2 separate regions of the Homo sapiens genome follow, and region 2 is linked to region 1. A link is a contact called in ENCODE Hi-C data. All regions are on one chromosome and are shown on one strand. Each heading gives the region's core, a stretch centred on a gene start or an enhancer-like site at or near the end of the contact. The rest is flanking DNA. Distances are from core to core; before and after follow the strand shown.

Region 1 (2,942 bases), core at 295-2,794:
TCGCGGCGACTTCAGCTTGAGAGGCATATACGGACGAAATCGTGGAGAGATTTGTGAGTGGGTGAAGACCTGTGGGACAGACTTCCGTTTCTGGACCCACCCAGGTCAGAATCACTTGAGATGCTATCAAAATTGAATAACTGAATACGGAGGTGGCCCAAGCACCTGTTTTTCACTAAGCTTCTCAAGTTATTCTTATGCAAACTAAGGTTTAAGAGCTACTTCCATGCAAAAAAACAAACAAACAAAAAATCCCAAGCTTAAACAGGAACCAATGGGTGGGGGAGGCGGGAAGAGCTGTTGAATGTCTTGTGATTAAGTAAAAGAACCTCTCACTTGAGGCCTACGGAGGTTGTGTTTAAGGGCAAGGTCTTGAAGGAAGGCTACGTTGCCTAGCCCTCCCCCATTGCCATCCCATATAGTCCTCCAGGAAAACTGTGATTTTAGCAAAGCCTTTCATGACCCACTCCATCTTTCTCTAAAGTCCAGTACCGCTTCATTAGTATTGACAAAAAAAAAAAAAAAAGGTAAATACTTCTTAAAGTTACGTGTTACAAAATCTTGTTTCCTTCATTCCGTTTCTATTCTTCAAGTTCCTTAAAAGCTGCGCCATTTTTTGAGTGAAAAATGTGCGTAACTTCTGATATCAGCGTAGAGAGGTGAGGGAGGGAGGGAGGGAATAAAATAAGAGGGAGGGAGGAAATACAAAAGAATCCTGAAGTTATGAATTATTTGGGTAACAGTATTGAGGTTTATTTTTGCTTAATGATGCTATATTTATGCAATAAAAACATTTGTCAATCTGTATTAATTCCTGGGAAAACGAACCACTTTTAGTCACTTAAAAAGCAAATCACTGACTTTAAAAATTAATTTCACCTTTTTCATTGGGGAAACCCTTTAAAAATTTCCAACTTGCACGAGAACTTCCCCCCCTTATTCTTCATACTCATTCATTCTAGAGATGAGTAAAATTAGGTTGCAATATCCCTGCTGCCTCCAGAGTACCTCTTTCACACAGTATTTTAAAAAATTATTTCCTTGTTTGCTCTTCAGTACCTCCACTCCTTCCTCCTGTGACCCTCCGACCATATTTACTCCTCCTACAAGACCAGGTCTCCAGTAATGAAATCAGTTTTCCAAGCAGTTACTTAATTAACGGCATTGAGTAGACAAGTGAGGTCCCGCCCCCTAGGAGGAGCTAACACCGCGGACCGAATCAGGCGGATGGTCGTTAACAAATGAACCCTTAATCTTTTCAGAGGAGGAAACATACACAAAGGCCCAATCAGAAGCCGCGATTTCAGGCGTCCGGAGGGGGCGGGGCTGGGCAAGCACCTCCCACTTCCCAACCTCCCGCCGCGGCCGACGGAGCCTCGCGGGCTCCAACAGGTCCCGCCCCCTCGCCAGGCGCGGCCGCTATTGGGCGGCGCGCTCCACACCGAAGCCTCAGTTGCTGGGAGAGGGAGGGCGGGGGCGGGGGCGGGGCCTGAGGTGGGCCAGGGGGATGAAGAGAAAGGCGGGGAGGCAAGGGCGGGCTGGGCGTATTCCACGAGCGCCTCGGCGGTTGGCGAAGCGGACGGGGTGCAGCCTCCCCGGTGCGAGGAACGGTCTCCGCTGACAGATACCCTCCTTCCGGCCGCGCCACTCGGGAGGCGGATCCCGTGGGCCTGAGGAGGCTTCCCCCGCCCGGTTTGCTTTCCCTCCCTCGCTGGCGCTGCCGCGAGTCCACCGAGCGGCCTCTGAGGAGCAGCCGCAGGAGGAGGAGGAGGTCGTCGGGGGCGGCGGGCGGAGACCGCGCTCTCGCTTCCCCGGCGGCGGCAAGGGCAGGACAATGGAGGTGGCGGTGGAGAAGGCGGTGGCGGCGGCGGCAGCGGCCTCGGCTGCGGCCTCCGGGGGGCCCTCGGCGGCGCCGAGCGGGGAGAACGAGGCCGAGAGTCGGCAGGGCCCGGACTCGGAGCGCGGCGGCGAGGCGGCCCGGCTCAACCTGTTGGACACTTGCGCCGTGTGCCACCAGAACATCCAGAGCCGGGCGCCCAAGCTGCTGCCCTGCCTGCACTCTTTCTGCCAGCGCTGCCTGCCCGCGCCCCAGCGCTACCTCATGCTGCCCGCGCCCATGCTGGGCTCGGCCGAGACCCCGCCACCCGTCCCTGCCCCCGGCTCGCCGGTCAGCGGCTCGTCGCCGTTCGCCACCCAAGGTGAGAACCGGCCGCGGCCGCTGGGGAGCCCGGGGAGAGGGCCAGGAGGGGGCGGGCGCCCTTGTGCGGCGCGACCCGCTGTCATGTCGCCGCCGCCCGGGGTGCGCGGCGGGGGAGGGGCGAGCAGGAGGGTCTGTGCTGGCGACGGTGACATGGAGGGCCCGCGCTCTGCGGCGTGTCGCGCTCGGCCAGCAACTTCCCCGGGCGCTGTGGACTTGACCGCGCCGCCGCCGCCGCCGCTGCTCCGCATTCTCAACAGCCGGGCGGCCCCTGCCACTCGCACTTTTGCAGACCTCTGTCGGAGTCTCCTGCAGCCGGAATCTCGGGTTCTTTGCCGGCTGCAGCCAGTTAACTGCTACCCGCCCGCTGCCTCCACAAAGCTTTGTCCAGGTCCATATGATCCTGATCATCTCGTCTATACTCACGTTATTTGAGCTGCAGGGGAGAAGGGAGGGATGAAGATGAAGTGATGGTGACTTTCTTTGATGATTGATTGCAGATCGGATGTCATTTATTTCTTATCTTGCATGTTTGGGGCTCTTTACCTTAATGAGTTCCCAGTTCTCTTCCCTCTCCTCTGCTGGGGACAAAGGAACCAAGAGACGTTGTTTTGTTGTGTGTCTCTTTCAAAGGTTTTATTTTGAGACGGCGAAGAGAAATAATACAAAGTGATTTGGGTTTTCTGGTATTTTATAGATAAAGCTGGAAGTTACTGTTCTCTTTGTGGTGTTTATTACTGTAAAA
Region 2 (2,942 bases), core at 198-2,697, 1.7 Mb after region 1:
CCGGCACCGGCGCCCGGGCACAGCCGCAGGCGGTCCCGGTGTCGCCAGCTTCGAGCGATGGCAACTGCACTCTTTGTAAAGTTTAAGCCGCGGCGCGAGGGCAACGCAGGGGGTCCGGAGAAGCGTTCCCTTCGGGCCGCCGCAACCCACTCCATCTGCCCCAGTCCCGGCGACCCGGGTGTGTGCGGGGGCCCAGGACCGCGACCCGGGTCAACCTGCCGCCCGCCGGGGGCCCGGCCCCAACTTCCCCGGCACCTTTCAAGTCCCCGAGAGCGAGTGCCTCATCTGTTGCTCTGTTTACTCCGCGGAGCCCCGCCGAGCTGGCTGGCGCGGTCGCCTCTCCGGCCCGCCGCTGCCCCCGTCCCACTGGCCCAGGAAGTTTGATAAAGACGGGGAAGGGGGCGCGACAGGGACCCGCGGCGCGGAGGAGACGCGGGGCCGGGGCGACCCCATCGCCGCCCGGAAGGAAGGCAGGCGCGTCGGCCGGCCGGGCAGAGCGGCGGGGCGGCCGGCGACTCCGGCCGGAGCCCCGGGCGCGGCGGGGCGGGGCGGGGCGGCGGCGGCCCGGGCTGGCGAGGGGCTGCGGACCCGGCCGGCGCTCCGCCCGACGCCCCCGCCGCGCCCGCCCGGCCGCGTCCCCTCGCCCCAGGCTCCCCCTGCCAACTTATCCGCCGGCCCTCTTTGTTCGTGTTTGTTGTGGCGACTCTTCGCCCGGGCCAGGCGAGCCCACCGGCTCCCCTCTGGAGCCCGCCCGGCGAACCCGGGGCACCGCGCGCCCCACTGCCCGGCCGGGGGGCTAGGCACCGGGGCCCCCTGAAAGCTGGGCGCGGCGCGGCGGCCCGGCCCGAGGGAGGCGCGGGCGGCCGGCGGCGGCGGCGGTTGGTCGGTGGCCGGCGGTGGCGGCTGCGGGGCTGGAGGGGGTTTATTTACCTGCCGTGGAACCAGTCCTTGCAGATATCGCACTCGATCATGAAGCGGTTCACGTCGTACGGCTGCCGGCACACACAGTACACGGGCGGGGGCGGCGGAGGCGCCGAGGCCCGGCCGGGAGCCGCCACCGACACGGCTGCCGCGGCGGCTCCAGCTGCTGCTCCCGCGGCCACCGCCGCCGCCGCTCCGGCCATCTTTAAAAAACACACACACGCTCGCTCGCTACTCCGCTCGCCGACTGGAGCGAGCGCAGCCGCCAGCCAGCGCCGCCTCCTGCAGCAGCCGCGGCGGCGGCGGCGCCTCAGTGCGCGCGCGCGAGGCCGCGGCGGCTGGCGGAGGGGGAGGAGGCGCGCGCGACGCGCGAGGCCCAGACTCGGCTGCTTCCGGCGCTCGGCGCGGGGCCGTGCGTCTCGCGCACGTCTCTGGCGCCGGCGCGCGCTCCCCGCTCCTCTCCGCGACGGCCGGGCGGAGGGAGCTGTTGAAGGGCACGCAGGCGGCTGCGGGGGCGGAGGGAGCTGAGGCCCCGTGAGGACACGCGCGGTGGTGGCGGTGGCGGCGGGCGCGCGGCCGCAGCCGGAGGAGGACGGCGGGAGCGTGCGAGGAGCTGGCTCGGTTATTTCGGAGCGAGAGCCGAGGCCGGGGGAAGTTCCTGCGGAGTGCTCAAGGGCAGAAGAGGTGCCGCGTCCCGAAGAGGGGAAGCGGAGAAGTTTGCTGCTGCCCGGGTCGCCTCGCGACGCTGAGAGAATCGCCCAGCCCTCCGCAGCCGCCCAGCGAGAACCGGAGCTGCGGCCCCGCACCGGCGTGAGTCCAGCTGAGCTGACACGCCGAGCCGGTTGTGCCTTTCCGAGGGAGGAATGTGCCGTGGAATCCAAACTTTGGAAAACGTCCCACCCGAATTCCCAGCGAGCAGCAAGGAGACCAGAGCGTCGATGGAGCCACCGTTAGTTGCGGGAGGGCTGTCCCCAAGAGGAATTCATCACTGTCGTCCGCTGGGAGGGACCAACCTTGAAATGGGGTTGGTGGAGAGAGGGATAGAGAAGAGCCGGCGTGCTTATAAATAACAAAACTTAGCTATGAACCCTTCCGATTCCCAAGTGGGGAAGATGGGGTAAAATTCTAAGTGACTTCTCGCTCCGAAGAGGGATACCACAAAAAGCGGAGCGCAGGGTACTTGGCGTATAATAAGCCATCAATAATTTATGGGTGAAATTGAGAGCCAAATATAAGATGATAAACTGAAGAATAAAAACAGCTGACAAATACTGTATAGAAAAGATTGCGTTGGAATCATAACTGTGGATTGGAAGTGATGTTAAGGATTATTGGATTGAGTATTTGTAGCTGAATTTCTGCTGGCATTTCTATCAGTGGGGAAAGCCCTCACAGCTCCATAGGTAATTTTTGTTAGGGGAGGAAGAAGTGTTGTTCTGTCACCCACCCCCAGGCAAAGAGTCGCTGATCTAATTCTCCATTTCTTTCTTTCTTTCCTTTCTTTCCTTCCTTCCTTCCTTCCTTCCTTCCTTCCTTCCTTCCTTCCTTCCCTCCCTCCCTTTCCTTTCCTTTCCTTTCCTTTCTTTCCTTTCTTTCTTTGAAACGGAGTTTCGTTCTTGTTGCCCGCGCTGGAGTGCAGTGCAGTGCTGTGATCTCGGCTCATTGCAACTTCCACCTCCCGGGTTCGAGGGATCCTCCTGCCTCAGCCTCCCAAGTAGCTGGGATTACAGGCGCACGCCACCGCACCCGGGTAATTTTGTATTTTTAATAGAGACGGGGTTTCACCATGTTGGCCAGGCTGTTTGAACTCCTGACCTCAAGTGATCCGCCCGCCTCGGCCTCTCAAAGTGCTGGGATTACAGGCGTGAGCCACCAAGTCCTGCCTAATCTCCTTTTTATAGTTGAGGAAAGCTAGTAACTTGACTGAAGTCTCATATATTAGAGCTGTAACTGAAGTTTTTAAGTGTCTCAATTCTGCAACTATTCGTTTTTCTATCACATCACTGTTTGGCATATATATA

The links. A loop is a pair of places that touch in the nucleus more often than their neighbours do. Pooled maps may share reads with other maps.
Region 2: a map of sigmoid colon shows a loop between it and region 1 (7-fold over the local background). The contact joins the promoter of KDM7A-DT here to the promoter of TRIM24 in region 1. A Hi-C loop is called at or near these places in 1 of 168 maps with a recorded cell type or tissue (sigmoid colon), 1 of 37 single-sample maps with no recorded cell type and 14 of 50 pooled maps.

The regions. Positions count from the first base shown.
Region 1 is chr7:138,458,715-138,461,656 of GRCh38, forward strand. It overlaps TRIM24 (tripartite motif containing 24), which reads left to right and starts at 1,545. Exons shown (of 19, transcript NM_015905.3): 1 at 1,545-2,198. The coding sequence starts at 1,835. RefSeq lists enhancers at 1-510, 914-1,696 and silencers at 1,207-1,596, 1,657-1,906, 1,937-2,416.
Region 2 is chr7:140,175,814-140,178,755 of GRCh38, forward strand. It overlaps KDM7A-DT (KDM7A divergent transcript), which reads left to right and starts at 1,448. Exons shown (of 1, transcript NR_024451.1): 1 at 1,448-2,942. KDM7A (lysine demethylase 7A) reads right to left here and starts at 1,170. Exons shown (of 20, transcript NM_030647.2): 1 at 931-1,170. The coding sequence starts at 1,124. RefSeq lists silencers at 1-178, 189-368, 1,009-1,108, 1,149-1,578 and an enhancer at 803-1,726.